2 separate regions of the Mus musculus genome follow, and region 1 is linked to region 2. A link is a loop called in an ENCODE intact Hi-C map of the cell type or tissue named here. Cell type or tissue: heart. All regions are shown on one strand. Links, peaks and the distances in the headings refer to the core of each region. The heading gives the core; the rest is flanking DNA.

Region 1 (15,954 bases), core at 5,093-13,092, 240 kb after region 2:
ATGGCACTGAAACTTACAATGCTCTGCAAATGAATGAAATACCATTTTACAAGGGGCCTTCATTTTTATAAAGGGCAAGGTAAGTGTTACCACCATGGTTCTCTTTCCTGCAGTGGACTCCAGCATCTTGAGCTTGTGTAGTTATGGCTGGCTTTGGTATTGCCGAATAGCCCAGGTTCAATTGAGACAGAGATTTGCATAACCCAGGGCGATATGGAACTCACTTTTGGGCAAGTCTGACCAAAATTTTGGGATGACAGGCGCAATCCATCATGTCCTAATCAAACTTTTCATTTTTTAAAGGGTAATGGAAAGGGTGCACAGTAAAAATGAAAGCTTTTTTTTTTCACTATAAAATATAGTCACTATTCATATGTGTGACCTTTGAAAAAACAATATCAGATTCTTCTTCAAATAAATCAACAGCAAGGCACTTCTTTATATAACTGGTAAAGTTAAAATATGGAACATGCATTAGATTCTGGTATTGAGAAATTATGTCAATCATTATGTAATAAAATATCCTTTTCAGATGTAAACTAAAGTGCTGGGGAGTAAAACAATTTCTTTCATTGAGATACTGAGGGAGAAAGGAAGGAGAACAGATCAGACAGAAACATTGACGGCTTTTGAAGCGAAAGGATGAGCACGTTGGGTTTCATCATGCTGTCTAGCTTTAAATAGCGTAGACAATTTCATAACAAAACTACTTAAGATGGCAATAATGTTTACACTGCAACCAGTTAAGAACTGTCAAAATGCATAAGGAAAGCATTTTAAAGCTTTCATTACCCTTTTGTTAGTCATATTCCAAAGAGCTTACTTTTTGTCTCCAAAGCCATTTTTATTAACGTCCTATATGACCATCCCAGTACCAGCTCAGTTTTTCCCCTATGCCCATTGTATCTTCCTTTTTGTCCACTGACTGGCACTCTCAATTGAGGAGAATTTGGCAACAGAGAAATATAGGTACAAGTTAAGCCACATTGGCTATCTAAATCTGATCCAAGGGAAACTGATAGTCGCAAGTGTTTTCTTTCCTAGACTGCCCATTTGGAATCTAGTTCTGAGGACATGAAATGGGAATTTGGCAAAAAAAAAATATATATCACAGACATGTGGTATCACCATTTATTCAGATCAAAGTAAGTGAGTAAGTTAGTCACCTAGCCAAATAAAGGCAACCCAGACTTTCTGGGTTTAACTTAATAAATGGGAGAAGACTGGTTTATTTGATGATTTAAAAATATGTACACAATGTCTAAGTAATAACTTAAATTTTAAATTATTTAGAAACATTTCTTCCTGTTCACCCACATGACTGTGTATGTGTGTGTCTCCCACTGTGTGTATGTGTGTCTCCCCCTGCTACTCCTTGTGTGTGTATATATATAAGATAGAGGCTCCCAGTGTGTGCCAAAGACCTACCAAAAGATTATGGAAGGCTAGGACATGGCTCAGTGGCTAAAGTGGTGGCTGTGCAGCTATGAAGGTTCCGATGCTCAGGACCCACAGAACAGGTGGGAAATTGTGGTAGCCACTTGCAATCCCAGAACTGAGGAGGCAAAGATAGAGGATTCCTGGAATAAGATAGCTAAGAGACCTTGTTTCAATAAACAACAACAACAACAAAACCAACCCCCCCACCCTCACACACAAACAAACAAAAAGCATGGAGAGCAATTGAGGAAGACATCCAGTGTGAACTTCACAACTCCACATGCACTCACATGAGCAGCACTCCCCTATGTGTGCCTACAGACATAGAGGAATGTACACACACATGTGAACATGGACACACATACATAACACAGATTTTATTTTTATTTTTTTGGTTATTTTATTTATTTACATTTCAATGTTATCCCCTTCCAGGTTTCCCCTTTGGAAATTCCCTATCCCATCCCCTCTCCTCTGTGCCTCTATGAGGGTGTTCCCCAACCCACCCATCCACTCTCATTCTCCCGCCCTGGTATTCCCCTACACTGGGGCATCGAACCCCCTCAGGCCCAAGGGGCTGCTCCTCCCACTGACATCCAACAAGGCCATTCTCTGTCGCATATGTGGCTGGAGCCATGGATCCCTCCATGTGTACTCCTTGGTTGGTGGTTTAGTCCCTGGGAGCTTTGGCGGGTCTGGCATAACACAGATTTTAAAAAAGATTATGAGAGTAGTCATTTTAAGTGATCATCCAAAAGCTGAAATGTGAGCCACCCTGTGTTACAGTAAGACAAGTAGGATCATGAATCAAAGCCTGAATTTCGGCTTGGGGCGAAAGCAGTGTTGCCTGTTTTCAATCCAGCACAGCAGGTTGGAGTGGGAGAGCAATGGGGAAGGAAATCCGTATTTATTTAACTCCTACTGTGTACTTGGTACTATGAGATCCCTGTCTCTATTAGTTCATTTGGTTTTCACAACTACTTCTGAGATAGTGTTATTTCTGTTTTACAGGTCAGAAAGATAAGCTCAGAGAAAAGTGATTAGAATCCAGTCAAGCCTACTTGACTTCCAATACAGAGCTCTTTCTACTTGACTGTGCTGCCTTCTGGGGTAGAAAAAAAAGTACTAATAAAACACAGAAACAGCACATGAAACTCCTCAAAAGAAAGAGGGGCCAGTTTTCCCAAATAATAGTTTTAGCTACAAAGAGTGTGATCAAAAAGCAGGACGACTTTGATGGTTCTAATGGAACGTGGGTGGGCTGAGGATCTAGCTCTATCGCTAGAGATACATTGAGCCCTCATGGGTTCAATGTCCAGCACTGAATGAATTCCTAGCACTTGGGAGATAGAGGCAAGAGAATCAAAAGTTTAAGGTAATCCTTAGCTATGTGTACCTTGTTAAAAAGAGAGGGAGGGAGGGAGGGAGGGAGGGAGGGAGGGAGGGAACATAGATAATCTGTTTCAGAGTTGGCAGCTCAGCTTACGTTGGAACCAACACTAACAAGCTTGCTTGATTTTTTTTTTTTATTCCTATGGACCTGTTAATCATTATCCATAAAATGCAGACATCACTCTGATCCATATACCTCTTGGGTTGCTGTAAAGATAGATATAGACATGAAATAGCTTACAGAGCTCTCTTTATGCTAAACCATGATGACTGTACAGTACTGTTATTCTCTCCATGGCCTCACTAGGTAGATATGGGTGAATGAAGTTAACGGTGTCACTAAGGGCAAATTTGTATGAGAAAGTGGCTCTGTAAAGTTAGGTTTTTTTGTCTAGCAACTATTGGGGTGGGGAAAACAGGCTTACTTGCCTTACCTTAAGAGTAGTTGAGAGAGTTATGTAATATAAAATTTATGTAAAATTACACACACACACACACACACACACACACACACATATATATATATATGACCACAAATACATACGTATATATGTACATATATTTTGTAACTTACAGAAACTTTTTTCTGTTATATTCACAGAACATTCACACACAAGTATATGTGTGAATGTATATATGTATATGTATATGTATATGTATATGTATATGTATATGTATATGTATATGTATATGTATATGTATATATAATGGCTTTTCACAGCAAGGCAACACTCATTGAGATCTCTGGGTAAGCCTATTTCCTTGTGACTCCAGCAGCACTTGTATAATGTCAGAGTTGCTGTTATTTTAATAACTGACTCTCTTTCCCACCCCAATGGCAGGCAGGCAGGCTAATAGGTTGATTCCCTGCTATGCTACATAGAATGGAAATTGAATGAGAGAAAGTAGACATTTGTTAGCAAGTGTTTTAATGAGCTTCCTGTATACAGAGATTTTACTCTGCTTGGAGCTCCCAGCACAGAACAGATGGAAAACTCCCTCCAGAAGCACTATAAAGAAGACTTAAATCTGAATGCAATTACAGTGATATATTTTTATAACTAAATGAATATGGTAGTTACCTTTCTTTCATTGACACCTATTTCTTTTAGATTCCAGCGAATATCTTTTGGCCCTCAAAGCCTGGGGATTGTGTTAATTATGGGGTATCCTAGAGCAGAAAAACAAGTTTGGGCCAGCCAAATTCTTTTCTAGCTAACCATATGAAATGTGATTGGTGTTTTGTCAAAACTCAGTGGTTGACTCCCTCCTGCCATTGCCCCTTTGCTCTGAATGATGATACTAAATAGGTGATGATGTGGTTCCTGGTAGGGAGAGAGTCAATCCCTCTGGGCACTGACCTTTTCTTCTGAATACTGATGGGAAGTGTGATAGCGTGGCACCAGGAGGATAGTCTGTCTTCCTTTTAGAGAGGAGCTAACCCTGTCCTACAGTGTGGAGGTCACTGTGTTCTCGAATGGGATCAAGAGCTACAGAAGGAAGAGTAAGGGAAAGGGTAAAAATGGTAAAAACAAATCATGCCTGGTCCGGGATGTCCCACAAAACAAAGCACATCACAGTTTTAAACCAAAGAAAAGTATTTCAGATGATAAAATGATACTTGCTTCTTTCTGCAGATGATGAAAAAGTTATAGGAGGAGTCACAGTTGCCATAGTCATAGATGTCATGGTGAAACAAGACAAAAACAAAAGGAAACTGACATTTTATCACACATTAGAAAGTGTATAAGATGATTAAATGACACTATCTAATAAACATATACAAAATCTTCTGAGATTAGTATTTCTATTATCCTATATAGAGTAGAGGAAACTGAGCCCACTTGTTGTAAAGGAGGCTTGTCTAGCAATATATTTTGATTTTATGCTCATTTTTTTAAAAATCCATTTTCAATTTTAATGGAATTTTGTTATGGTGAAGTTAGGCTGTCATCCCAGGAGTTCCAGAGAACTTTTCTTCCTTTATATTATCCTTAAGAATTTGTACTTAGAACATGTTCTGGGTGATATGCGCGCGCGCGCGCGCGTGTGTGTGTGTGTGTGTGTGTGTGTGTGTGTGTGTGTGTGTGTGTAGTGTAATATATGTGGACAGACACCAATATATTAATATAGATCTGTTTCTCTCCTTTTCTTAACTCATCCATCAAGTGCACTAGTCCTTCTTGCCATATGACTTAGTTGAGACCCATGGAACTATATCCTCAAGAAATACTTGTCTTTTGTCACAGAGATGAGACTATTCTGAGACTTCCTATCAGTTACGTGCGCAAACATGACTCATCATGTTCTTTTCCGTAGGGCTTTTTCCTCTGGTGCCTCTCTCCTCTCCTCACTCTTGACCTGACCTGTCCTGTCCAGCTCCGAGGAGTGCACTTTTCTGCTGTAGCTGATTGCATTCTTCTGCTTTGTTTTTTTGTTTTGTTTTGTTTTGTTTTGTTTTGTTTTGTTTTGTTTTGTTTTGTTTTCTAGTGGTCCCCTGCCTTTTCTGAACACGGACCGAGGATTTTCTGTTTTGTCCTCGGAAATCCACTGCTTCTGAAAGAAGCTCTTCTTTCTCAGAATAATTCCTTTCCTGTCCTTAGATGTTAGACTTGGCATTTCTCTGGACCTTCCAGTAGAGATTGCTGGCTCTGAATGTGTGTAGAGAATATTTGAATGCTGTATTCATCTTCAAGAAACGAAGGTCTTGGGGAAGAATGCTTATGACAGACATGAGTGCCAAGAGGGACTAAATTTTCCCTGCATCCCAGTCCAAGAATAAAGAAGGTATAAACTTTCCATTACTTGCCCTGTCTTTCCCTCCTTCTGTTATTCAGAGAAGCACAACCAGGGCAGCTTTGAATAAAGCTCATGTAATAGTCAGAAACTTACTTTCTGGGACTACCATTGCCACCCACATGGTACATGAACTTAAGCAGAGCATCATGTGGGCACCTCTACTATACTGTTGTACTGAAATTTCCTGACCATACATATATCATGTGTTAAACTAACAGCTTCCTGAAGGCAGGAGTCATGGCTTTGCCATAGTCATTTAGAAAACTGCTATGCCTAATGGTTCTTTCTGATCCATTCTGTCACCACCCTGCCCCTCACCATCCAGGTTCCATACTATCCAAAAGTTTGGGCTTTCTACAATGCAAATGCATTATGCCACTTCTCTTTCACAAAGACTTCAGTGCTTCCCCACTGCATTTAATGTAAAGGTATGTAAGACCCACCATGATCAGGACTGTGGTTCCCTTCATAGTCTGTTCTTTTAGCATCTGCATTTCATGTTTTGTTCACCAACTTCACAAACACTTATGTTCATGTTTACCCTTGGCCAGGCACTTGAGGTACAGTGATGGACATAGACCTTGTCTACGCAGGAGCTAACTGGTTTTCTTTTCTTCTGGCTGACTGTCCTATAAAGCACTGTTGAAGACTCTTCCTCCCCAGGAAAGCCATGACCCATGTTCCATCCATCTTCCTTGCCCTTCTTCTACCTAGTTTAGGTTCTTCCCTTTCCTATGCCCAGAGTACGCCAATCATACTTTCACCTCTGCACTTTTGTGTATTAATTTTTTTTCTCTCCACCAGACAAAACTCTAAGAGTAAGATATCCTGTAATTGTATTCATTCTTTTCTTGTGCAGTACACCCCTACAGCAACTTCCCATCATCCTTACTCCTCCAAGCTCCCCCTCCCCTGCCTTCTCCCCTAGATCCATTACTCCTACATTTATTTTCCTTCAGGAAAGAACAGGCCTCCCAGGGATACCAACTGTAAATACACAATAAGTTACAATAAGACTAGGCACAAACCCTCACATCAAGGCTGGATGAGACAACTCAGTAGGAGGAAAAGGATCCCAAATAAAAGCAAAAGAGCCAGAGACACCCCCATTCACATTGTCAGGAGTTCCCCCAAAACACCAAGCCAACAACCATAACATATGTGCAGAGGACCTAGCACAATTGCATGCAGGCTCTGCAATTACCATGTCAGTCTCTGTGAATACCCCACCCCCACCCCAACCCCCATGAGTCGCATTTATTAGTTCTCTGGGCCTTGCTCTCTTAGTGTCTTTGACCCTTCTGGCTACCACAATTCTGCCTCCCCATCTTCTGTGGGGGTCCCTGAGCTCTAGGGGGAGGGGCATGATGGAGACTTCCAACCTAGACACTCTGCCTAATGTTTGGCTGTGGGTCTCTGTAGCAGTTCCCATCAGTGGCTGGAGGTAGCCTCTTTTATGATGATTGGGCTAGACACTGATCTCTGAATATCATTATGAATGATTTCCTAATTTTTTTTTTGGCCATGTTCAGTTTTACCCTAGGTTTCTGGGCTACCAATCCTCCAGTTCCTGATCATCCAGGCATTGTCCAGCATGGGTTTCCTCTAATGGAATGGCCTTGAATTAGACCAGTCACTTGTTTGGCCACTCTTACAAGTTCTGCACTACTATTGCCCAGCACATCTTGTAGGCAGGACAGATTGTAGGTGGAAGGTTTTGTGGCTGGATTGGTGTCCCACCCCACCACTTGGAAGCCTCGCCTGGCTATAGAAGATGGCCAGTTCAAGCTTAGGCTCCATATCCCCCATTACTAGGAGTCTTCACTAGAGTCCCCTTCATAGATTCCAGGCAGTTTCCACTTCACTCGGTTTCTATGTCCCCCCCCCATATGCCCTCCAATTCCAGTCATCTGTCCCTATACTTTATCCCTCCATATCTCTTCCAATTTGATCCTTCCTCTTTCCATCCATACTATCCCCCAGTCCACCAGCAAAATCTATTCTGTTTCCCTGTCCCAGGGAGATCCATGCATTCCCCTATAAGCCTCCTTGTTACCTAAGCTCTTTGTGTCTGTGGGTCGCAATATAATTATCCTTTGCTTTATAGGCAATATCCACTTATAAATGAATATGTACCATGTTTGTGTTTCTGGGTTACCTCACTCGGGATGATTTTTTTTTTCTAGTTGCATCCATTTGCCTGCAAATTTCATGTCATTTTTTAAACTGCTGAGTAATATTCCATTGTGCAAATGTGGAGAAAGAATTTTTTTTTAACCAACTCCACATCTGATAGAAGGCCAATATCCAAAATATATAAAGAACTCAAGAAACTAGACATAAAAGGAACCCCAAACAATCTAATTTAAAAATGTGGTACACATCTAAACAGAGAATTCTCAATGGAGGAATCTCAAATGGCTGAGAAGCCCTTAAAGAAGTGTTCAACGTCCTTAGCCATCAGGGAAATGCAAACCAAAACTACTTTGAGATTCCATCTTAAACCTGTCAGAGAAGCTAACATAAATAACACAAGTGACATCTTGTTCTGGCGACGACGTAGAGCAAGGGAAACATTTCCTCATTGCTGGTGGGAGTGCAAACTTGTATAGCCACTATACAAGTGGGATTTGTATGGTTTACAAATGGGATTAATATGGTTGTTCTGTAGAAAATTGAGAATCTATCTCAAGACCCACCTCTACTACTTTTGGGCATCTAGCAAATGGATGCTCCCTTCTACTGTAAAGACGCTTGCTTAACTATGTTCATAGTGGCTTCATTCATAATTGCCAGAATCTGGAAACAATCTAGATGTCCCTCTACTGAAAACTAGATAAATAAAATGGGGTATATAAGCTTCTTTTGTTTTATACCCAGCACATGGCTTGGTACTAGCACTGTTAAGAAAACGATGATTAAGTAAACAGCTCCCCCTGGTGGCTAGGTTTTCGAAGTATAGTTTTTAATGCCCCAGAAGGGTGAACCAGTTACCCTGGTAAGGTAATTTTTTCTTTCAACAGTAAGAAAGGAAGTATTTTAAAATATGTGGTCTCCTAAAACCTATGTTGTTATTTAGACATTTCTCCGTTTTTTCATATTTCAGCAAACAATATTGAGATGACAAAACAGATCAAAGAAAACAATTTTGAGCCATCTTGTAAAAAGAAAATATAAGCGCTATTTGTCTCATGTAGTGAAAAAAATGTAACACGGCACAGTTCTCCTTCAGTATCCATGGAGGATTGGCTCAGATACCAAAATTCTCAGATGCTCAAGTCCCTGGCATAGCAGGATTTAGTATTTGCATATAATCTAACTATATCCTTGTATATACTTTAAATATTTGCAGATTACTTATAATAGCACAGTGTAGCGGCTATATAAATAGTTGTTGTACTAAATTGCTTGGGAATAAGACCAAATATCTGTACATATTCAATACGGATGCCAATTTGTTCAGATATTTCAATTATGAAGTTGATTAAATCCACAGGTACGGAACTTACAGATGTGAAAAGCTATCTGTATAGGCTTTGTTCATTATATCTTGACTTCAGAGTCAACACAGTCATTCTTATTCGTTGACTGATTCAACTGATACTTGTAGCTTTACCTACAGTATGTCAGGCACTAGGCTACATGTTGTGGATTCAGTTGTGAGCAAAACAATGGCCCCACCATTAAGGAGCTTGCATCCAAGTTAAGAGGCACAATTTTTTTGTTTGTTTTTGTTTTTTGAGACAGGGTTTCTCTGTGTAGCCCTGGCTGTCCTGGGCTCACTCTGTAGAGCAGGCTGGACTCAAACTCAGAAATCCACCTGCCTCTGCCTCCCAAGTGCTGGGATTAAAGGCGTGCACCACCACTGCCTGGCAAACATTTTTAAAACATATTCTTATTAAGAATTATGACTGGTATAAAAATAATGAAGGATGCAGAATGATATATGTGTGGAGGGAGAGGCATAGAACGAGAGACACAGAGGAAGAGATTGAGATTATATTGGATTCAACTATTTTACCAGACATTTGTAATTGTTAGAGTTTCAGAAAACTACAGAAATGTCTCCCTAGGCATGCCTAAAAGCTTATAGGAACTCTAGAGAGTTTCCTTTTTTGTTTGTTTACATTTTGACTTGGGAGGAGGCGTATATTTTGTCATGTATATGTATTCTCATGATCACTACTGGAATTAAGTCATTTTGTTATCTCCCCTTCAAAATCACATGTGCTACCTCCTTTTAAAAATTAGATTTAGGTATTTATTTCTACTTTATGTGTATGATGTTTTGCCTGCATTCATATCTGTGCACAGACTGCATGTCTGGTGCTCACAGAGACCAGAAGAGACTGTTGGAACCCCTAGACCCGACATTACAGATGGTTGTGAATCATTGGATGTGCATGGTGGAAACTAAACCTGCAAGAGCAGCCAGTGCTCTTAACCACTGAGTTGTTTGTTGAACCCCATGTGCTACCAATTTGTAGTATAGTCACATCTGTCTTCCTTATAGCCACTGGTCTGTTCATCATTATAATTTTGTCATTTCTGTAATGTTTTGTAAGTAGAATCATATAGTATTCAAAATAATTATGATTTTCTGTGTCACTTATAATGCCTCTGTGATCCATTCAGCTTGTATCAATAGTTTTGTTCTATGATTTTATATGGTTGGGAGGGCGTTCTGTTATATGAATGTTCCATTGTTTGCTTATTCTTGCTCTCAGCAGGGAATATTTCGGTTGTTTCCAGCTTTGGGGCTATTATAGTAGTTCATATTAGTTGTGTGTGCACGCTTGCATAAATGTTCTTATTTGTAGAGTAAATGCATAGAGGTACAAGTTAGAGACTTGTATCTCCTTGTGGGTTTGTAACCAGTTACTGTGTAGTAGAGAAGTAGTGAGTGAAAGAACACCAGATGAGCAGTCCAAACACAGCTCCAGAGTGGCGTTTAATACGATGTTGGATGATTCTGTCCTGTTTCCAGAACTCACAATTTAGCAATACAGTGATAAGGTTGAAATCTATGAGGTTTTTCAGTCTTTTTCAAATCTAATCTGTTCATAGTTCTGATGGGATATGTATGTGTGTATGTATGTATGTATGTATGTATGTATATGTATGTATGTATTGTTTTGTTTTGTTTTTTGGGTGTTTTGTTTTGGGTTTTTGTTTGTTTGTTTGTTTGTTTTGTTTTGTTTTTTTGAGACAGGGTTTCTCTGTGTACCCCTGGCTGTCCTGGAACTCACTCTGTAGACCAGGCTGGCCTCGAACTCAGAAATCTGCCTGCCTCTGCCTCCCAAGTGCTGGGATTAAAGGCGTGCGCCACCACTTCCTGGCTGCATGTATGTATTCTTACTTATTCACTTTACATCATGCTCACTGCCTCCATCCCGATCACCCCTGCCCATGACCCTTCCCCCATTCCCCCCACCCTTCTCTTCTGAGCCCAGGGGCTCATACTTGTTATCCCACAGACCCTGGCACATCAAGTCGCTGTGAGACTAGGTGCATCCTTTCCCATTGAGGCCAGACATGGCAGCCTGGATAGAAGAACATAGCCCATGGATAGGCAACAGCTTTTGGGACAGTCCCCCGTTTCTTCCAGTTTGGGACCCACATGAAGACCAAGCTACACATTTGCTGCATATGTGTAGGGAGTCCTAGGTCTAGCCCGTGTATGATCTTTGGTTGGTGATTCAGTCTGAGAGCCCCAAGGGTCCAGGTTAGCTGACTCTGTTGGTCTTCCTGTGGAGTTCTTATCCCCTTTGGGGCCCTCAATCCTTTCTCTTGTTCTTCTATAAGAGTCCCCAAGCTCCTTCCACTGTTTGGCTGTGGGTGTCTACATCTGTCTGAGACAGCTGCAGGGTGGAGCCTCTCAGAAGACAGCCATGCTTCTGTCTGCAAGCAGAACAGAGTATCATTAATAGTGTCAGAGATTGATGTTTGCACATAAGATGGGTCTCAATTCGGGCCAGTTATCAGTTGGCCATTCCCTCAGTCTCTACTCCATTCCCCATTCCTGCATTTCTTGTAGACGGGATAATTTTGTGTTTGAAAGTTTTGTGGGTGGGTTTTTGTTCCTATCGCTCTACTGGTGTTCCTGCCTGGCAACAGAAGGTGGCCTTTGAGGGGTTTTTATTTTTAAAGTAGGTCTCTACCTCATTTCACAAAGAAAATTTAATTGTGTACATACATAAAACACTAGATGCAAAGTCTAGGTCATACCTTTCCTGCTCTTTTCTTTCATGTCCTGAGCAATTGCCTTGTATAAAAAGGGCATATTGATGGAAACAGATGCAGCAGCCCACAGCCAAACATTAGGTGGAGCTTGAGAAATTCTGCCAAAGAAGGGGAGGAAAGATTGTCAAAGCCAAAGGGGTCAAGGACACCATAAGAACATGGCCTACAGAATCAACTAATCTGGGCTCACACAGACTGAATTGCCAACAAGGGAGCCTGCATGGAACAGACCAAGGCACTCTGCACATGTGTAACAGTTGTATAGCTTGGTCTTCTTGTGGAACTCCTCACAGTGGGAGGAGGGGCTGGCTCTGACCCTCTATTTATTTATTTATTTATTTATTTATTTATTTATTTATTTACATATTTTCCTCAATTACATTTACAATGCTATCCCAAAAGTCCCCCATACCCTCCCCCCCACTTCCCTACCCACTTCTTCCCATTTTTTTGGCCCTGGCGTTCCCCTGTACTGGGGCATATACAGTTTGCGTGTCCAATGGGCCTCTCTTTCCAGTGATGGCAGACTAGGCCATCTTTTGATACATATGCAGCTAGAGTCAAGAGCTCCGGGGTACTGGTTAGTTCATAATGTTGTTCCACCTATAGGGTTGCAGATCCCTTTAGCTCCTTGGGTACTTTCTCTTGGCTCTGACCCTCTTAACTGCCTTTGTGACACTTTCCTTCTACTAGTTTGCCTCACATTGCGTTAATAGGAGAGGAGGTGCCTAGTCTTCCTGTAACTTGATATGCCATGGCTGTTTGATATCCATGAGAGACCTGCCCTTTTCTGAAGAGACACAGCGGAGGAATGGATGGGCAGGGGAGAGGGTGAGTGTGGGAAGATTGGGAGGAAGAGAGAAGGGAGGAGAAGCTGGGGTAGGCTTGTAAAACAAATAAGATTATTAAAGGGGTCACATTGAGGGAGACATTAGCTAACTTGAAGACTACAAAGGTTTCATGGTCTGATTCCGGGAAAGAAAGTTCTCCAAACCCAGCACCGAAATTACCATATTCAATTGTTCTAGAAAAGCCATTCCTAAGGCAGGTATGTGGAGCAAACTGGCCCTTCCCTATATTGTCAAAGATTTTTGGTAGGTAGGCAAGGGTAAAATAAGCATGTGTACATCAATTACATTTTCCACATGTGGGATGTATTGTATTTTCCTGTCAAATAAGAAAAATACACAGTGCTTACAGCAATTAATTCTAGAAAATGTGGTTATCCTGAGAGCAATCACTTCACTTAACACGCGCGCGCACGCGCGCGCGCACACACACACACACACACACACACACACACACACACACACACAGTGGTTAAAATCAGACATGTACAGCTGCCTAGTTTAAAATCCTGATTTTGACTCTAGCTGTATGACCTTGTACAGATGTCTACAACCTCTGTGCTTCTTAATTTCTTTTTCAGAAAGAATAATGATGGTGCCTTCCGCAGAGGGCTGGTAGGTTAACCAAAGCAGCTAAAATCCACGAGGTCATTAGAAAAGTGACAAGCAGCACAAAGTGTTAAGTATTGTGTATCTGTCCCATAAGCTGACAGGAAATGTGTCTCTTAGTCAATATCTGTCTGGTGCTCAACTCATTAGCATTCTTACACCACTGGAGATGGCTTAGCTCCCATTCCCCACTTGCTTGGCTTCAACAACTATTTCACATCCATATCCTAATGTCTCATGTCACTTCCTTGCCAACAAACAAACAAACAAACAAAAAACACCAAAAAACAAAGCAAACAAAAAAACCACCAAGGACCTATGGCTGTTAGAATTGTATAACTTTGCCCAAGTAACCTTTGCCTCTCTCCTAGGGTGTAGTTCCCCCAAGGGCGGGGAGCTAAAGATCATATTAATAACTTCATATATTTCTTAGTTTTTAAGGTGGCCACCTTTTCCCAAATCAAAAGGAAAACACCAGGTATATTGGAGAAAGTCCTGCTTCCTTAGTTGTTTTTATGTAAATCTTCACTACTGTCTTTGAAATGTTGTGGTGTTTTGAAAACAACATAAAAGATCTCTCTTCTTCCCTGTATTCCTTTGAACCTAGCAGCTGTCTGCGGGGAGGTGCTGGCGCTGGCCATGGGGGTTGTGTATGTATGTCCTTAAAGTGTGATCTGGCTTAACACCTTAGCTTTGATGCTACCACAGTCAGTACTATGTCTGCTTCGTACATATTGCATTTTCTTGAGGGCATCATTGTAAAAAGCAATAATGTTTTGCAGCTTTGTTCGATGGCAGAGCTGTTCATAACAGCTTCTTGGTAATTCATCAGCTGCCCAATTTACCTCTCCCTTTCCCTTCTCAGCTCCCTTGCACAGAAAGCAACTGAATGTGAATGACTTCCAACTTAGGCTCTTTTGTCTGATGTTATGGAGTGTGAGACGAAGGAGCAAAACAGTAACCGACAAACAGGAAATGGGAGTTTGCTGTGTCCTCTCTCACTTCTTTGGGTCCTGTGCCTATTTTCTCTCCCTACATGCTTTGGGTGTTACTATAACACCAAGATCCTGATTCAAAATGGCAGCACATATTTCCATAGCATATCTGCAAACTTCATGGGTTTCTTTTGTGTATATAAGCATGTATATGTTACATGTACATGTATGTACACATGTCGGGGTGGAGCAAGAGGCTGGTATTGGCTGTCTCCATCTACTCCTCCTTGCCTTATTTTTTTTAATGGGGTCTCTCACAGACTCTGGAACTTATCAGTTCAGCAGGACTAGCAGGCCAGTGAGATCCAGGCAGCTTCATGGTTCTTGTTTTTTCTCAACACTAGCCCTGAGAGTGCCCACCACCATGCATGGCTTTTTATGCATGTTCTAGGGATCCAAACTGGGGTCCTCATTCTTGCATGGCAGGCACATTACCCACAAAATCGTTTCCCCAGTTCCGTTTCTTTCTTTAATAAAACATAGTTTTGCTTTATTCCTCATGGTGCCCTTAATCTCAGAAACCTCCTGCCTCAGCCTTTTGAGAGCTCCAAGTATAGGTGCAAGCCACTTTGCCCAATTTGAAATCTTTTTAAAACACTGCCTCTGTGTGTGTGGTGTGTGTGTGTGTGTGTGTGTGTGTGTGTGTGTGTGTGTGTGTGTGTGTGTACAGGAACACATGCCTGTATGCGTATGTGCCTGTGGAGGCTAGCAGAAAACATCTGAATGACCTTTCTAGTTTCTCTACACCTTCTGTTTTGGAGACCATGGTCTTATTGCTGAACCTGGAACTTGCTCTTTTGGCTAGACTAGTTGTTGGCCAGTGAGCTCCAGAGACCTCTGTCTGTCCTTTCCCTGCTGTATTGGGATCACGGGTGCTTGTGGATACACCTGACTTTTTGCATGTATGTTAGGGATCTGAGCTCTGGTCCTCATGCTTATGCAAAAGCAGTTTACTCACCAGACTAGACTGTCTCCCGATCCCTGCATTGCTGCTTCCAAACTTACTTCACTCTGTTGCCCGGGCAATCTGATCTGCTTCACCAGGCACATTCTCTCCTGTTCCTCCCTATACCTTTACTTTCTAAAGAAAGTAAAGTAAGTATCTAAGTATTTTCTAAAGAAAGTATCATATCATTCTCTGCCTGGGCTTCTCTCCCTTTAACCCCACTTCTTTTTTTTTTTCCATTTTTTATTAGGTATTTAACTCATTTACATTTCCAATGCTATACCAAAAGTCCCCCATATCCACCCACCCCCACTCCCCTGCCCACCCACTCCCCCTTTTTGGCCCTGGTGCTCCCCTGTACTGGGGCATATAAAGTTTGCAAGTCCAATGGGCCTCTCTTTCTAGTGATGGCCAACTAGGCCATCTTTTGATACATATGCAGCTAGAGTCAAGAGCTCCGGGGTACTGGTTAGTTCATAATGTTGTTCCACCTATAGGGTTGCAGATCCCTTTAGCTCCTTGGCTACTTTCTCTAGCTCCTCCATTGGGAGCCCTATGATCCATCCATTAGCTGACTGTGAGCATCCACTTCTGTTTAACCCCACTTTTTCATGCCCAACTGTTGCCAGATCAGCTACAGAAGACATTTTATGATCTTCTGGCAAAGCTAGATGCTTCCTGG
Region 2 (15,954 bases), core at 4,974-12,973:
CTCTCCAGCCCTATACCTTAAAATTTTAAACCAAACTTATTGCCACGGTTTAGCAGTTACAATACTTTATAGCTCAAATATTGCAGACTAAGGGCCTTTGATTTTCTTAGTGGATTGTGTGTTAGTAATACATACAGAAATATGACATGTGTTCTTGTGGAAATAGAATGAAGGGCTACAAAACTCAGGTGAGTAGAAAAAAAACTGATTAGAACTTTCCAAAAGTGATAACAAATCATGAAGAATTCAAACAATTCACATCTTTCCCAACCTTCTCTTTAATAAACTGCTCCCTTGGTTCATCCAGCCAGATATATATAGCTTGATGAACTCCATTTAATGAGCAGTTATCGGCTGTGACAGTGGTCACAATCTGTTTTTAACTTCTTAAGCATTATCTTCATGTCTTTCTCAGGACTTAAAAAGTAGTTAATTTGAAATAATCAAAAAGGTTTGCTTTTTTTTAAGTTTGGTATAAGAATACTACTTTCTGCAAATGGCTTACTGTTCTTTGTCATTCTTTCACATTCTAATTACTTCATAGTGGTGGAGTGAGTGATGCTCGCTAGTGCCTTGGCAGAGTTGGGGAGTAGCTAAGGATCCCTAGTGTGATCATGATTTGCAATGAAGCTCTCCACTCAAGGGAGTCGGGGTTATTTTTCTAACCCTTTTCTGCTTTGTTGGTGTCTTGGCCAGTGAGCATGAATAATTTGGAACACTTAAAGTAACTGATATCATGCATTTGTCTTGAGTGTCATCATTCCAAGTAAACTGGTTACCTCTGATGTTAGGTGCCTAGCCAGTAGTAATTAAAGAGCACATGGTCTAAGGTTAGTTTAGAACCAGGTAGAAATGTTGCCTAGAGTTATGTTTTGAACCTTATATGGTCACAGGTTCTCTTCAACAAAAACTTTGGTACAAGGGAAATATGACATAATGCTAAAGTTTGATCAATGCCACATTTAAAAACAAAACCTAAAGCAGGAATCTTTTCCTTTTTTATTTTTATTTTTGTTGTTTTTTGAGACAGGGTTTCTCTGTGTAGCCCTGGTTATCTCGGAACTCACTCTGTAGACCAGGCTGGTCTTGAACTCAGAAATCCACCTGCCTCTGCCTCCCAAGTGCTGGGATTGAAGGAATGGGCCACCACTGCTTGGCGGAATCTTTTCTTTATGACAAAGATTATACAGTGGTGCCTGGGTACAAATGTCATAGAGGTAGCCTATTGTCTTTACATTAAATGACTGTTTTCTTTTATTTATTTAGTATAGAATAGAGTTTATTTAGGGCATGGGAGAGGGGAGTTGAGGAATAGGGGAGAGAGAGAGAGAGAGAGAGAGAGAGAGAGAGAGAGAGAGAGAGAGAGAGAGAGAGAAGATGAGTAGAGGCCAGCCATGAGCACATGGAGAGAGAGTGGGGAGGGAATGGGGAGAGAAGGGACAAAGGGGAAAGAGGAAGAACAAGAGCCACTGAACGACTTTCTGCATAAGTGAACTGTATTGTACTTTATTGTCAGATTTGTCTTCTAACCTGCCTTTGATGGGAAAAAAGTGAGTTTTCTTCATTTGATAATAATTTCGGCTATATAATAACATACCCTGTTTGTCTGGTTAATTGGCTTAATTTTCTTTCTAGAAGGAATCTCAAGGTTGGTGAGCAGGTACAGTTGCTATTTACCACCAGTGGTAGCTGTTACCACCATTTGGGGAGAGAGGGTAGGCTTTACTCCACTCCTGCCACCTTCAGGTTCACTTGTCACTAATTCTAGACTCACAAGTCTTCCATGATGGAAATTGGGATAATCTGTACACTCCCTGCACTAGCTATAAGATCTCTCTCTATCTTCTGCTTTTAGTTAGCAAGCTAATATACCTTAGTATATGCTGCTTCCCAGGACTGGTGAAGGGTATGCCTACCCCATCTATATACTATGGACTGTGCAAGTTTGAATATTATATTCCTATACTGCTGTTGGTATTACAGAAGCATCAATCCACAAAATCCAGTTTGTATTGTTTGTTTTGTGGGATGTTAATGATAGTTGCTTTCTTCTAGCTCAGGGATCTGTCTTACTTTCAAGGAGTATTCTCCTACAGTAAAAACATTCCGTTATTTTGTGTAAGTGGGCACAAGCGATGGAACCTGGGGCCAGCTGTCTACCACTAAATGACACTCCCAGCTTTGGAAGCCGCTTTGCCTTGGATTTTTGTCTTTCCTAACTTTGAACATCTATTTTACAGAGTGACCTCCATTGCAGACCGGCTGAATGTGGATTTTGCTTTGATTCACAAGGAACGGAAGAAGGCCAATGAAGTGGACCGCATGGTACTTGTGGGAGATGTGAAGGACCGTGTGGCTATACTTGTGGATGACATGGCTGACACTTGCGGTACAATCTGTCACGCCGCTGACAAGTGAGTACAGGCTAGTTAGAAATAAAAAGCTAAACTACTCTTTACTGATTCTTTCTGAAACACAACTGAAGGGTAAGTAGAGTAGTAGCTTTGGGATATTCTGATCATGTTAACTTTTAATAACATATAGATTAGTAAGTATTCCTCATTTCAGATTTTTTTAAAGATTTATTTTTATATCTAAATACACTGTAGCTGTCTTCAGATGCACTAGAAGAGGGCGTCAGATCTCATTATAGCTGGTTGTGAGCCACCATGTGGTTGCTGGGATTTGTACTCAGGACCTTTGGAAGAGCAGCCAGTGCTCTTAACTGCTGAGCCATCTCTCCAGCCCTCATTTCAGATTTTTAACTTTTATAAACAGACACTGCTTTTACATCCAGGATATCCTTAATGAGTTATCAAAAGTTAAATCCATCACATACACTTTACCTTTTAAAAGCCCTTACTTAGTAACACAATCTACCATAGACTGGGTTGTCTCCCTTCATGATTACATTTCTGCCTGGAAGCTGTGTCAAGACAGTATATTGATTGCATATTGCTAGACCAGGGAAAGATGAAAATTCTACACCTGTTTTTTACTGAATGGATAGTATGTTTGTGCCATTATAAAGTCCAAAAATTCTAACTTCAAGTAAGTCAGAACAATTTTTATATGGTAAAGTTTGCCCTTTTATTTATTTTATGTATATGAGTATACTGTCACTATCTTCAGACACACCAGAAGAGGGCATCAGATCCCATTACAGATGATTGTGAGCCACCATGTGGCTGCTGGGAATTGAACTCAGGACCTCTGGAAGAGCAGTTGTTGCTCTTAACTGTTGAGCCATCTCTCTAGCCCCCCAAGTTTACCCTTTTAACCATCTAATTCAATGACAATTATATTTATAATATTCTACACCGCTACCTTTCTGTTTTGTTAGAAATCCCTAGATGTCCTTTACACATACCATGGCAAGCATGTGGAAATCAAAGGACAACCTTCAGAATGGCTCGCTCCTTCTACCCTATGGGTCCCAGGGATCAAGTTCAGGTCCCTAGGCTGGGCAGCAAAGCACAGGCAAATTAAGTATTTCTGCTTAAGCTTACTCTCACATCACAGTTATAAATTTGCAATCTTGTGAAACCATACATAGTTCTATTGTATAGTTTTTCATATCATATTGAAGGGCATTTCTCTTTTTGCCATACAGAAAGGAAGAGCACAGGTTACTCCTGGTAATTTTTTAAGGGTCTACCACAATAAGGCTTAGTGCAGGCTTTATTCTTTAATAAGTCCAGAACTGTGTCCCCCTAAAATTCATGTGTTGACTTCTAGCCCCAGGTGTGGTTTTGCAGATTAGCCAGGGAGGTGTTTAGGCATAGTGAGATCTTGAGCAGAACACTCATGATAGGATTAGTGACCTTATTAAAAGAAACTGTTTGCTATACTTTCTTTCCCTGTATACTAGAAGGTCCTGTGAGCGCCTATGTTGTTTGTCTTAGCCTTGTTTGTGAAACAAACTTGTCTGATATTCTCTTATGACAAATTAATACTCTGCCTTCTTCCCAATTCAGATTCTCTATTTGAATGTCAGATTAATCAGATCTTTTTTTCTCTAGACTTCTCTCAGCTGGCGCTACCAGAGTTTATGCTATCTTGACGCATGGAATCTTTTCTGGCCCTGCCATTTCTCGAATCAACAATGCATGCTTTGAAGCAGTAGTAGTTACCAATACCATACCTCAGGAGGACAAGATGAAACACTGCTCCAAGATACAGGTGATTGATCCAAAACCAAATTTCCATTAAGTGTTTTGCAGATGGTAACATTAAGTCAGATGTGTTAATACTGAAGCTTAGCTTCTTTGGGTTTTCTGTTTGTTTTGTTCTGAGAATGGAACCCAAAGTCTTGTTCCTGTAGGTAAGCATTCTACCACTGAATTTCTAAACCCATCCTTAGCTCCTTTTTTCTTTTGGCGATAAGGACTGTGTCCAGAGTCCTACTTTGTAGTATCAGTAAGTTACCCAGATTGGCCTTGAACTTACTGTGTAGCACAGGCAGGCCTTGAACTTGGAATCATGCCTTAGCCTCGAAAGTAGCTAAAAGCCTGGCTTCCTTCTATGAGTTTTTTGTTCGTTTACTCGATACAATGTCCTACTACTGCAGCCCTGGCTGACCTAGAATTTGTGTAGATTAGGCTGGCAGTAAACTCAGAATCTACCAGGCTTTGCCTCCTAAAGTGCGGGGATCAAGAGTATGCTGGACCACATCCAGCTTTGTATATTCTTTAAAACTTTTTTTTTTTTTTGAGATAGGGTTTCTCTGTGTAGCCCTGGCTGTCCTGGAACTCACTTTGTAGACCAGGCTGGCCTGGAACTCAGAAATCCACCTGCCTCTGCCTCCCAAGTGCTGGGATTATAGGCATGCTCTTTTTTGTGAGTTTCTGTCTGTTTTTAGAGACAGGTTTCTCTGTGTAACCATGGCTGTCCTAGAACTTGCTCTGTAGACCAGGCTGGACTCAAACTCACAGAGCTGCACCTGCCTCTTCCTCCTGAGTGCTGGGATTAAAGGTGTGTGCCACTACCATCTGGCTACTTTGTGTGTGTGTGTGTGGGCGCACATGTGTGAGTGCACGCGTGAGTGCACGGATCACATGTAGAGGATCCCAAAAGGGTATCAGATTCCCTGGAGCTAGAGTTAAAGGTGGTTGTGAGCCACCTGACCTTGAACTCTAGTCATCTGGAAGAGCAGTCAGTGAGCGCTCTTAACTGCTGAACCATCCTCTTCACCTGCTCTAGGCATGAACTTGGCCTGTACAGAATCACTCTTTTAATGATCAGGTCAGGGTTTGCATCTTAACTCCTTCCTAAGTGATTATAGTACAAGGGAGGAGTTGAGTGCTAGATCCTTCATTAAGTTTGCTTTCCAGGCTGCTCATATAGGCTACAGCTAAGCCCATAAACTCTGCTCTTCCATACTAACCTGGTGCATTTTTTTTGCCTTTCTAGGTGATTGACATCTCTATGATCCTTGCAGAAGCCATCAGGAGAACCCACAATGGAGAATCTGTCTCCTACTTGTTCAGCCATGTTCCTTTATAACATAACTTCTGAAGCATTTTGAAAATAAACCAACCCCACCCCTTGTTTTTCTTGGTATTGGTGAGTTGAGCAGAAGACCCAGCTTGCTTCAGTATAGCTTTTTCCATCTCACATTAGCTATATTACCATTTGTCCTAAATGGGAGAAAGACAGATTGCTATTAGCTGCTAGGATGTTCAACCTGCATTGTTGTATCCTGGCTTTCTTGTTTATTTTGTGAACCTTGCAGCTTTAAGTTGAGCTCAGCTCTTGAAAGGTGTATAGACTGTTAAGAGAGTATTCCACAAGGTCCTTAGGACGTGATTGGCAAAGCTCATACTCCATTGCATGTGAACGCTTTGGGGTTTTCGTCATTCAGAATAACTAGCAACAAAGCCAGCCCATGTGTAATACATTTTCAGAGGTCTGCAGCAAGAACCCTGAGCATCCTTAAACATAGTTGAGCATCCTGTAAGGCAGGGGCAGGTAGCTCAATGCAGTAATTAGGTTTTGGGAGGAAGAAGCCTGATCCATTGCTATTTAACTCTTCTCTATCTCGCTTGGATTCTCTACACCTATTCCTTTCCAGTTGGCTTTACCTTTAGCTATTGTGACCCTTTCCTGGCCAAATATCTTGGACTCAGTGATCATTGTAACAATATCTTCGGTAATACAGACTTGCTTCTTGCTATGTAACTGCTAACATTCACATTAGGTAACTTGCTGTAGCACGACCTTCCTTAGCCTACTACCTCTGAGGTGGTGGGTTTAGGTGGTGTCGCAGTGCCTTTTGATTAATTTAAGTATTTAATTTTTATCTTCCTTGGATCCGTTTGGCCTCTCAATTGAACTTACTGTATTGTGTAGAAGAAACTTAATAAAATGTCTGTCATGTGTGCAGTTTTGGGTGTACTGTCATATCTGATTTCCCTTCTGGCTTGTGTTAGGTGTTTCACTGGCCAGCACATCTCTCTTTCCTAACTATTTTAGCCACCTTGTTAAGAGAAAGCAAGACATAAAAGTATCTGAGGTTTAGTGAGAATTAGAACTAATTAATTCTGTGTACTATACATGAATTATATCAAAAATAATTAATTCCTTCTGGGTTTCTGCCACTTATTCCTGGAAATCCAAATTCCTATTTCTTTTCAGCTGATTTTGTCTAATGTGGTAATTTCCCTCCTTTACCAGTGCTTAATTTCTGAATAAAATTTGGGATTGTAAGCACGTAGAATTTAAGCATAAGATATAATGCATTGCAAAATTTTAAGTGAGTTTCTTTGTATATGACTGTATAAGGATATACAGTTTTCTTTGAGACTCATAGAATATAGACCTCGGTGGAGAGCGCTCCTTTGTTCTTTTAAACCTTGATCTACCTTTCTGTGGGGAGGGTTGGTTTTCTTTGGCTTTTTGGGGGCGTTTGATTTTTGACAGGGTTTCCTCTGTTCTAGCTATCCTGGAACTCGCTTTGTAGACCAGGCTGGCCTAGAACTCAGATCATCCCGCCTCTGCCTCTGGGCTTAAAGGCATGTACCACCACGCCCCGCCTCTGGTTCTACTTTTGACTTCATTATGCTTTTGTTGAATGTGGGGATAGCTGTGTTGGTTAGACTTTTGACAAAAGTGAGTCAAGAGAGACTAGAGTAAGCTATGACATCTTTTTTTTTTTTTCTGGAAAAAAGCTCAGGGACATAATTGCTACTTCCTGAAGTATTGGATCTGTGTGTCAAGGTTCATCATTTCAGAATACCATAGTTACTTATCCACAAATAATACTATCCAAGAACCATACTGAGTACCTGAAACCATAGGTATTATAAAACCATGTATAAACTCGATTTTTCACTACACAAGTATACCTATGATATTTATAAACTAGGCACTGGTAAGAGCAATTACAGCTCCACTAATAAAATTGCCCAGATCTCTATTGTGCCTTGGGACCATCAGGTGAAGTAAGAGACAGCTGATGTAATAATAGGCTGTTAGCATATATAGTGTGCCTGTCTTGGAAAAAAGGATCCTTATATCTTAGGCAGGATTATGCAATAGCATTATGTCTCAATGCAACACAATTTAAAAGGTTACATTTTCTATCTATGTGCACATGGGTGTGTGAGATACCATGTACCTGTGGAGGTCAGAGAACAACTTGAAAATTGTCTTTCTACCACGTAGGGCTCAGGAATCTAACTCAAGCCAGGCTCCTCAGCAAGTGCCTATATCCACCAGCCACATCTGTTTTGGGGAGTCCCTCATATGTTTGAGGCAAGGTCTCACTATAGCCCTGGCTGGCCAGGAACAGGCTAGTTATAAACTGGGAGAGAGATCTGCCCCTTCGAGTGCTGGGATTAAGTGTGTGTGTGTGTGTGTGTCCGTGTGTGTGTGTGTGTGTGTGTGTGTGTGTGTATGTTCCCATATCCTGTACAGCTCCCTACAGCGAATCTATAGTCTTATTTTGTTTCTAACGATGCTTTGCTGATGAATGTATTCTACCATGTGAGTCCTGGGAATCAAGGTCATGCATTGAGACTGAGCCATCCGGCCAGCCTCTTAGGGTTTTGGAAACAGGGTCTGTAGTCCAGATCAGCCTAGAACACACCAGTGTCTCAGGTTTGCCTTAATTTGTGTGGCAATGCTGCTCCCGCCTCCTCAGTACTAGGTTACAGGCATGAGCCACTACCCTAGTTTGGCAGTGGATTCTTAACTAGTTATTTAGCAGGAGGCAGCACCCCAGTGGTGCAGTTAATGGGAAACTCCCTGTGATCTGAGAGACCTTACCTGGTTCTGTTTTACGCTCTCCTCACCTTTATCCCCAGAGATCTGAGAACAGGTACCCAAAGCCAGTGCTTCTGTAAGATAAGGCCGGGGGCTCCTAGTCCCAAGTACTCTTTCCAGATCTCGAAGTGTTCTGCTGGAGACAAGGGTGAGAGTGCGTACCTAGTCTAGAGAGGCTGAGACAGGAAAGCTGCCATGAATTTGAGCCATCTTTTCTATCTCAGAAAATAAAAATAAAAAAAAATAAAATAAAACGGTGTTCCCTACTAAAAGTGTTAGAGTCAGTTAGTAGCATGACTCTTAAACTGAGGATTATTTCGAAATACCAAGAATTGAGTTTTGGAAAGGCACTATCTTTATTGGCCTGCCTTCCTACCCCTCCCTGGTAAGGAAGTGGTCTGCAGAATCCAGTGATAGGTACTCCCTGCTGCACGCACAGTATTAGCAAGGCTGAAGAAGGTAGCTTCACACTCAGGCCCAGTGCTCAGGATAGAGACCATTGGGAGACAGTGCTTTGTGCGAAGAGCCCATTACTTGAGGGGAAGTGGACTCGTAGTCTGTGTCTCCATATTTACCGAAGCCTCAGTTGATTGGCCTCCTAAAGTCAACCCCTGGCTTTTTCCTCTGCTTTTGTAAAGGACCACCACCACCCCGGGGTTTTTGCAACCCATGCATATTAGGACCTCAAGTTTGGATACAAGAGGGTCATGCATCTTTGGAGTCCTCTTGAGGGCATCATCTGTGGTAAGAAAGTCACCTTAGTCATCTATGTGCTGACCTTTTGTAACTGCAAATGGGAGAAGAAACAGACAACACAGCAACAGGCAGGCACACACTTTAAATTACTTCCTGTCACACTTCCAAGCCAAGAATTGATAGTCTTGTATCTATCTATTAGTACTTTGCTGTTTTCTCCCAATTGCTTCTTGCAACCTGGTACCACAAAATAGACATCGGCTCCAGGATACTGCTGCCCTGTAACGAGAGGCTACTGTTGAGACATCGGGGAGTTAATGACATGGATTACAGCTAATGATTTCCTCTTTAAAATTTTTTGAAGGTTTTTTTATTTTTAAAGAGACATTATATAGCCGACTGGCCTCCACATCCTAACTCCCTTTTGTGTTTGTTTTCTTTTTTTTGTTTTGTTTTGTTTGTTTGCTTTTTTTTTTTTCCGAGACAGGGTTTCTCTGTAGCCCTGGCTGTCCTGCCTGGCTTGTAACTCCCAGAGATCTGCCTGCCTCAGCTTCCTGAGTACTGTGATTAAGGGCACGTGGCACCACCCAGGGCTTAAGATGTTTGTTATTTATGTGTACCTGTGTGAGCACGTGGGTTTGCACACTTACAGGCAGATACCCATGGCTGCCACAAGGGGGCATCAGATCCCCTGGAGTTGGAATTACAGGTTACCCAGAGCAGCAAGAATCTGAATGGCTGAGATGTCTATTCATCCCTCCCTCCCTCCCTCCGGGTCTTTTTCTTTTGGGGGGGGGGTCGAGACAGGGTTTTTCTGTGTAGCCCTGGCTGTCCTGGAACTCACTCTGTAAACCAGCCTGGCCTTGAACTCAGAAACCCGCCTGTCTCTGCCTCCCAAGTGCTGCAATTAAAGGTGTGTGCCACCACGCCCGACTTGCATGATGCCCAATGGAATCATGTTAAGATATGTCTATCTTTTCATAGTTTTTTTTCATTATTATAAATTCTTTCTCTTTGCTTTTCTTGGGGTGGGGGCATCTTTTTTGAGGCAGGATCTCAAATACTGGCAATTCTTTCTCTGGTTCCAGCATGCTTGGATTACAGTTATGTACCACCATGCCTGGCTTAATTTTTTTCTTTTTAAAAGTTATTTTTTAAAGCCAGCTGTGGTAGCCCAGACCTTTAATGCAAGCACTCAGGGGGCAGATATGTGCAGATTTCTTGAGTTAGTCTGGTCTAAATAAGTTCTAATACTTTTAAAGCTACATAGTGAGACCCTGTCCCAAAAACAAAATGAAATTTTTAAATGATCTTGTAGGGCTAACAAGATAGCTAACTCACCAGGTAGAAGTATCTCTTCCCAAGCTGTTTCGTGCTCATAAATTGTCCTCTGGCTGTGGCATATGGGCCATAGCATATGCCCTGCCACACAAAATAAATAAAAATTTAATTTAATTTTAAATATAATTTTGTATATATTTGAATTTTACAGTATAAGAATACAAACATATCCATTATCTCATAGACACTTTGTGACAAGAACAACTGCACTCTGCTTATTTAAAACTTCTAGGCTGGGGATACAGTTAAGTTGGTACAGTACTTACCTAGCCTGCATAAGGCCCTGGGGGGGGGGCGGGGAAATCACCTATAATCCTAACAGTTTGGAGGTAAAGGCAGGAAACGGTCAAGATCATCATTTACAACACTGAAGAAATGTGCTGACCAGTGGTAGTGTACACCTTTAGTCCCAGCATTTGGGAGTTAGTAGAGGCAGGCAGATCTCTTGAGTACGAAACGAGCTTAGTCTATGGGAGTTCCAGGACAGCCAGGGCTACAAAGCCAAGCCAAACAACAGAAACTGCTGCTGCTATGGGGCTGGCTTGGAACTCAGTATGTAGAACAGGCTGGCCTTGAACTTAAAGAAATGTGCCTAAAACATCTTTAGTGGTTGAGCTAGAGTTAGCAATGTGTTATTTACCAGTAATTGGAGTTCATCATCAAACACTGCATTGCCCTCTGTGTAGAGGCTGTCCTGGAATGTGACTGATATACCATGGGTCACAATATTCATGAAAACTGGATCCTTCCTCCCCTAGCAGTTATAAAATACCAGCCACTCCTATGCTAATAGGATTTCAGGGCCACCCATCCCGACACACACACTATGCTGAGATTTTGTCTGAGCTTGTGCGGCATCTATGCATAGTGTCACAAGCACTGAGTTCCTATGTGCATCTGCCTGCTGGGTCTGTAAGCACTGTTTCCTTGAAGTCACCCACCACTGGTGTCTGGGACTCTTTCTTGCCCCCTCTTCTGTGAAGATGCAGAGGCTTTGGGGAACAGTGTGATATGTATGCCCTATTTAAGGCTGAGTTCCCTATAGTCTCACAGTTTTTGTACGTTGACCAGTTGTGAGTCTTTGTGCTTAGTCACTAAATACTACAAGAAGCAGCTTCTCTGGCGAGTATTGAGAGATGCGGTTCTACAGAGACTTTACCCACTGGGCAAGATGGTGGATGAGGTGACCTAACAGCAGGTCATTTAAACTTCCTTTCCAATGGCAGGCCCTGAACAATAGTTTTAGGTGACTCTGGGTATATAGGTATATAAATCAAATATTTACTAAGAATAAGTCAATTTTATTTCAAATTTTCTTTAGTCTACATATAATTTGATTTAATTTTTGAGATAAGGTCTTTATATGTAGTTCTGGCTGTTCTGACTAGGCTAGCCTTGAACTCACAAAGATCCACCTGCCTCTGCCTCTGGAGTGCTGGCATCAAATGCATGTATATTATTAAGGATGAAAGAACATTTAAATACTAATGAAGTGAATTGCTCATTTATTTTTAAAGGATTAAACTAAACTTGACTAAATATTTGGTACTGCAGATCTAAAGTATCTTTATGGTTTTCCAGGGGTGATCGATATTTATATTTTACACTGGTCACACTGAGAATGCCACACATTACTTAAATATGTAATATAAAATGACAGAAGTGTACTTACTACCGTTTCAGGGGTTGCCTGAAATTCTGTTCTAGTTCCAAGCCAAATTTATTTTAAAAGGTTTTATAAGACTCAAGTCAGCAATTTAGACAGCAATTTTTAATTTAAGTATTTTATTTTACAATATGGCTGTTTGCCTGCATATATTTCTATGTACCATGTGTATGCCTGGTGCAATCTGAGGCCAAAAGAGGACATTGGATTCCCTGGAACTGGTGTTATAGATGGTAGTGAGCACCATGTGTATGCTGGGTATTGAACCCCAGTCCTCTGGAAGAACAGACAGTGACCCTAACTAATAAGCCATCTCTCCAACCTCAAAGAGGATTTTTTTTTTAATTCAAGTGTTTTGCCCAGTACCATCCAAAGAAACCCTAATATGATACTTAACACTCTAAGGAATGAGGACAGGGAAATATTAAAACACCGTTCTTCATACTTAAACCTTTGCATTTCTGTAAGAACAGAAAACTGTCCAGTAAAAACACTGTAATTCATATCCTACAGTAATCTCAGATTTGAGTCAGTATGGTTCAGGCAGTGTTTGCTGGCATCGTGTATCTTGACGGCCTGTGCCGTTAAGTGTACTCCTGGATTTTGTGCCAAGATTACAGCGAGGGTACAGAATGCAGCACAGACAAGTGTCACCAGAAGCACCTCGGGTTCTCTGGCCTTTCAGTTGGAATCCATTTGGGGTTGTTGCACGTTCACTAACCAATTGCTGCCAGACTTTTCCCAACCCCGAATTTAATCACAAGACCCACAGTTTAGGAGGCTGTTGTCTACAAATAAGTAAATAAGTTTTTAGGACTTGCCATAGTAAGGAACGCAATGATGGGCAAACCAGGTGCTATGGGAACCCTGGAGGAGATATCTAAACCTTAGGAGTCAGGAAAGACTTATGGTATGGGTCAATCCTCCAGGAAAAGAGCCAAGACCTGCTGAGGTGCTGGCTGAAGGTGAAGGAAATACAGAATGGGTAGTAGAGGAAGGTAGTTATAAATACCAATTAAGGCCACGTAACCAGTTTCAGAAACGAGGATTATAAAGTAATATGAATGCCCATTGTAAATTTACTAATGCGTTTGTGATTGTACGAGGGATAGTTATATCATGTTAGGCGTATTTACAACCTTGTTATTGTTTCATGTGAACATGAGATATTATTTGTGTCAAGTTGACAAGGGTGGATTGTAGTGGCTATTCCTGGTTGTCAACTTGACAATATTTGGAATGAACTACAATCCAGAATTGGAAGGCTCACCAGTGACCCTTATCTGGAGGCTTGGAGATCCTTATCTGGATCTTAGTTTGAAGATCTTGAGCCATAGTGGCTATGGATTCCAGAAGATTGAATCTCCGAGTTTAAGGACTTCCTGCTTCCAGGAGACAATTGTTGTGACACACACCCGTCTTCTATCAGCTGGCACTTTTTTTCCCTTTTTTCTTTTTTATTGGGTATTTTTCTCATTTACATTTCCCATGTTATCCCAAAAGTCCCCCATACCCTCCCCCCCACTCCCCTACCCACCCATTCCCACTTTTTGGCCCTGGCGTTCCCCTGTACTGGGGCATATAAAGTTTGCAAGTCCAATGGGCCTCTCTTTCCAGTGATGGCCGACTAGGCCATCTTTTGATACATATGCAGCTAGAGTCAAGTGCTCCGGGGTACTGGTTAGTTCATAATGTTGTTTCACCTATAGGGTTGCAGATCCCTTTAGCTCCTTGGGTACTTTCTCTAGCTCCTCCATTGGGGGCCCTGTGATCCATCCATTAGCTGACTGTGAGCATCCACTTATGTGTTTGCTGGGCCCCGGCATAGTCTCACAAGAGACAGCTACATCTGCGTCCTTTCAGTAAAATCTTGCTAGTGTATGCAATGGTGTCCAGCTGGCACTTTTGTCAACATTCCTCAGCCTCCCTCATCTCTGGCTTGCTCTTCAGCTGCCATTTCTTGCGTGGTTCTCCACCCTATCTAAGCCTTGAACTTCATTTGTATTTCTTGATTATTTTTTCCATTGGAAGACTCATCCCCATCATCAGTGATGGAGATTCCCAAGTCAATATCCTTTCATTTTCCCCCTCAAACTCTTTTGAGATTGAGACCAGCCTGGTCTATAGAGTGAATTCTAGGACACCCAGGGCTACACAGAGAAACCTGTCTTGAAAAGCCAAACAACTTGAGGAGGAAAGGGTTTGTTTCAGCTTACACTTCCAGGTAACAGCTCATCACCGAGGGAAATCAGGACAGGAACTAAAGCAGAGGCCATAGACAGATACTGCTTACTAGCTTATTCACCAAGGTTTGCACAGCCTGCGTTCTTATACAGTCTAGGACCACCAGCCAATGGGTGGCAACATCCATCAAGAGCTGGTCACTCCCACATATCAAACATTATAATCAAGAAAATATACCACAGGCTTGCCAACAAGCTAATCTGGTAGGGTCATTTCCTCTATTGAGATTCTCTTTTATTTTTTATATTAAATGCAGGTTTGTTGGGAATCTGCTCTTGGGTGGGCCAGTTCATTGACCCCAAGCACAGAGGCCAGGGAAGTCACCATGGAGAGACAGAAGTGGGGAGGGAGGGAGACAGGGCACAGAGAGAAAGGGAAAGAGCCTCTTTTTTTGAGATTTTTTTTTTTTAAGATTTATTTATTTATTATATGTAAGTACATTGTAGCTGTCTTCAGACACTCCAGAAGAGGGAATCAGATCTCGTTACAGATGGTTGTGAGCCACCATGTGGTTGCTGGGATTTGAACTCTGGACCTTCGGAAGAGCAATCGGGTGCTCTTACCCACTGAGCCATCTCACCAGCCCTTGAGATTATTTTTATTAGGTATTTTCTTCATTTACATTCCCAGTGCTATCCCAAAAGTCCACCATGCCCTCCCCCCCCACTCCCCTACCCACCCACTCCCACTTCTTGGCCCTGGCGTTCCTCTGTACTGAGGCATATAAAGTTTGCAAGACCAATGGGCCTAAGAGCCTCTTTTTTTTAAAAAAAGATTCTCTTTTTAGATTTATTTTGCTTTTATGTGTATGAGTGTTTACACGCATATGTGTATCACACATATGCCTGGTGCCTATAAAGATCAAATCCTCTGAAACTAGAATTACAGATGGGTGTGAGCCACTATGTGGGTGCTAGGGACTGAACCAGTGTCTTCTGTGAGAGCAGGAAGTAATTCTAACTGCTGAGCCATCTGTCCAACCCCTGAGGTTCCCTTTTCTAAAGTAACTCTAGCTTGTTGTCAAGTTTGCATAAAGCTAGCAAGCATACATGGGTTTGGGGGCTCAAACTCACATCGCCAGGCAAAAGGAAAGTGTTTTTATCGGCTAAGCCATCTTGTTGGCTCTTTTATAATATCATTCCGGTGGAGACACGAAAGAAAAAAAAATCTTATCCAATGACAGACCAACTTAAGGATACACCAAAATACAAATCGGTGGATCAATGAGTTTTATTGGCTTACTTACAGGAATAAGGGCCAGGGGTTACTTACAGGAGCAGAAATGGCTAAAAGATAGATGTCGGGCAGTGTGGCTAGTTTGATGCTTGCTCATGACTTAGCTGGTCTCTGACTCTTCAAGGAAGCCCTGTTGGTCTGAGCCTAATCGAGGCAGCTCAGCTGGTCCAAGAGTGGTGGCGGAGGGAAAGGTCTACTTCCAGAACTTCTGATGCCTTTGCATGTGTCTTCTTTTTTTTTTTTTGTTTTTTCGAGACAGGGTTTCTCTGTGTAGCTCTGGCTGTCCTGGAACTCACTCTGTAGAGCAGGCTGGTCTCGAACTCAGAAATCCGCCTGCCTGTGCCTCCGGAGTGCTGCGATTAAAGGCGTGCGCCACCCCGCCCGACTTGCATGTGTCTTCTTTCTGGAGTTTAAGGAGCTTCTCTGCAGAATGGAAGGTTTTATGGCTGAGGAAAAACTGCAACACAGTATTCAACTGGTGTGTTTTGATTGGTGGATTCGTTTGG

The links. Peaks named below come from ENCODE experiments on the same cell type or tissue, not always from the same donor. Only the 100,000 strongest peaks of a DNase experiment are listed, where the experiment ranks them.
Region 1: a loop joins it to region 2, with 4 times the contacts of the local background. A loop is called at or near these places in 16 of 42 quality-filtered maps.

The regions. Positions count from the first base shown.
Region 1 is chrX:140,714,038-140,729,991 of GRCm38, forward strand. All of the region lies in intron 3 of Mid2 (midline 2), which reads left to right. Among named protein-coding and RNA genes, the nearest start is that of Gm23199, 42 kb to the left of the region's middle. In heart, for the core only: a CTCF peak has its summit at 8,574 (motif pointing left); no DNase peak of the experiment used is centred there.
Region 2 is chrX:140,469,757-140,485,710 of GRCm38, forward strand. Prps1 (phosphoribosyl pyrophosphate synthetase 1) reads left to right here. Exons shown (of 7, transcript NM_021463.4): 5 at 2,241-2,414; 6 at 4,023-4,182; 7 at 5,413-6,384. The coding sequence ends at 5,505. Among named protein-coding and RNA genes, the nearest start is that of Prps1, 21 kb to the left of the region's middle. In heart, for the core only: a CTCF peak has its summit at 9,631 (motif pointing right); a DNase peak (open chromatin) is centred at 9,615.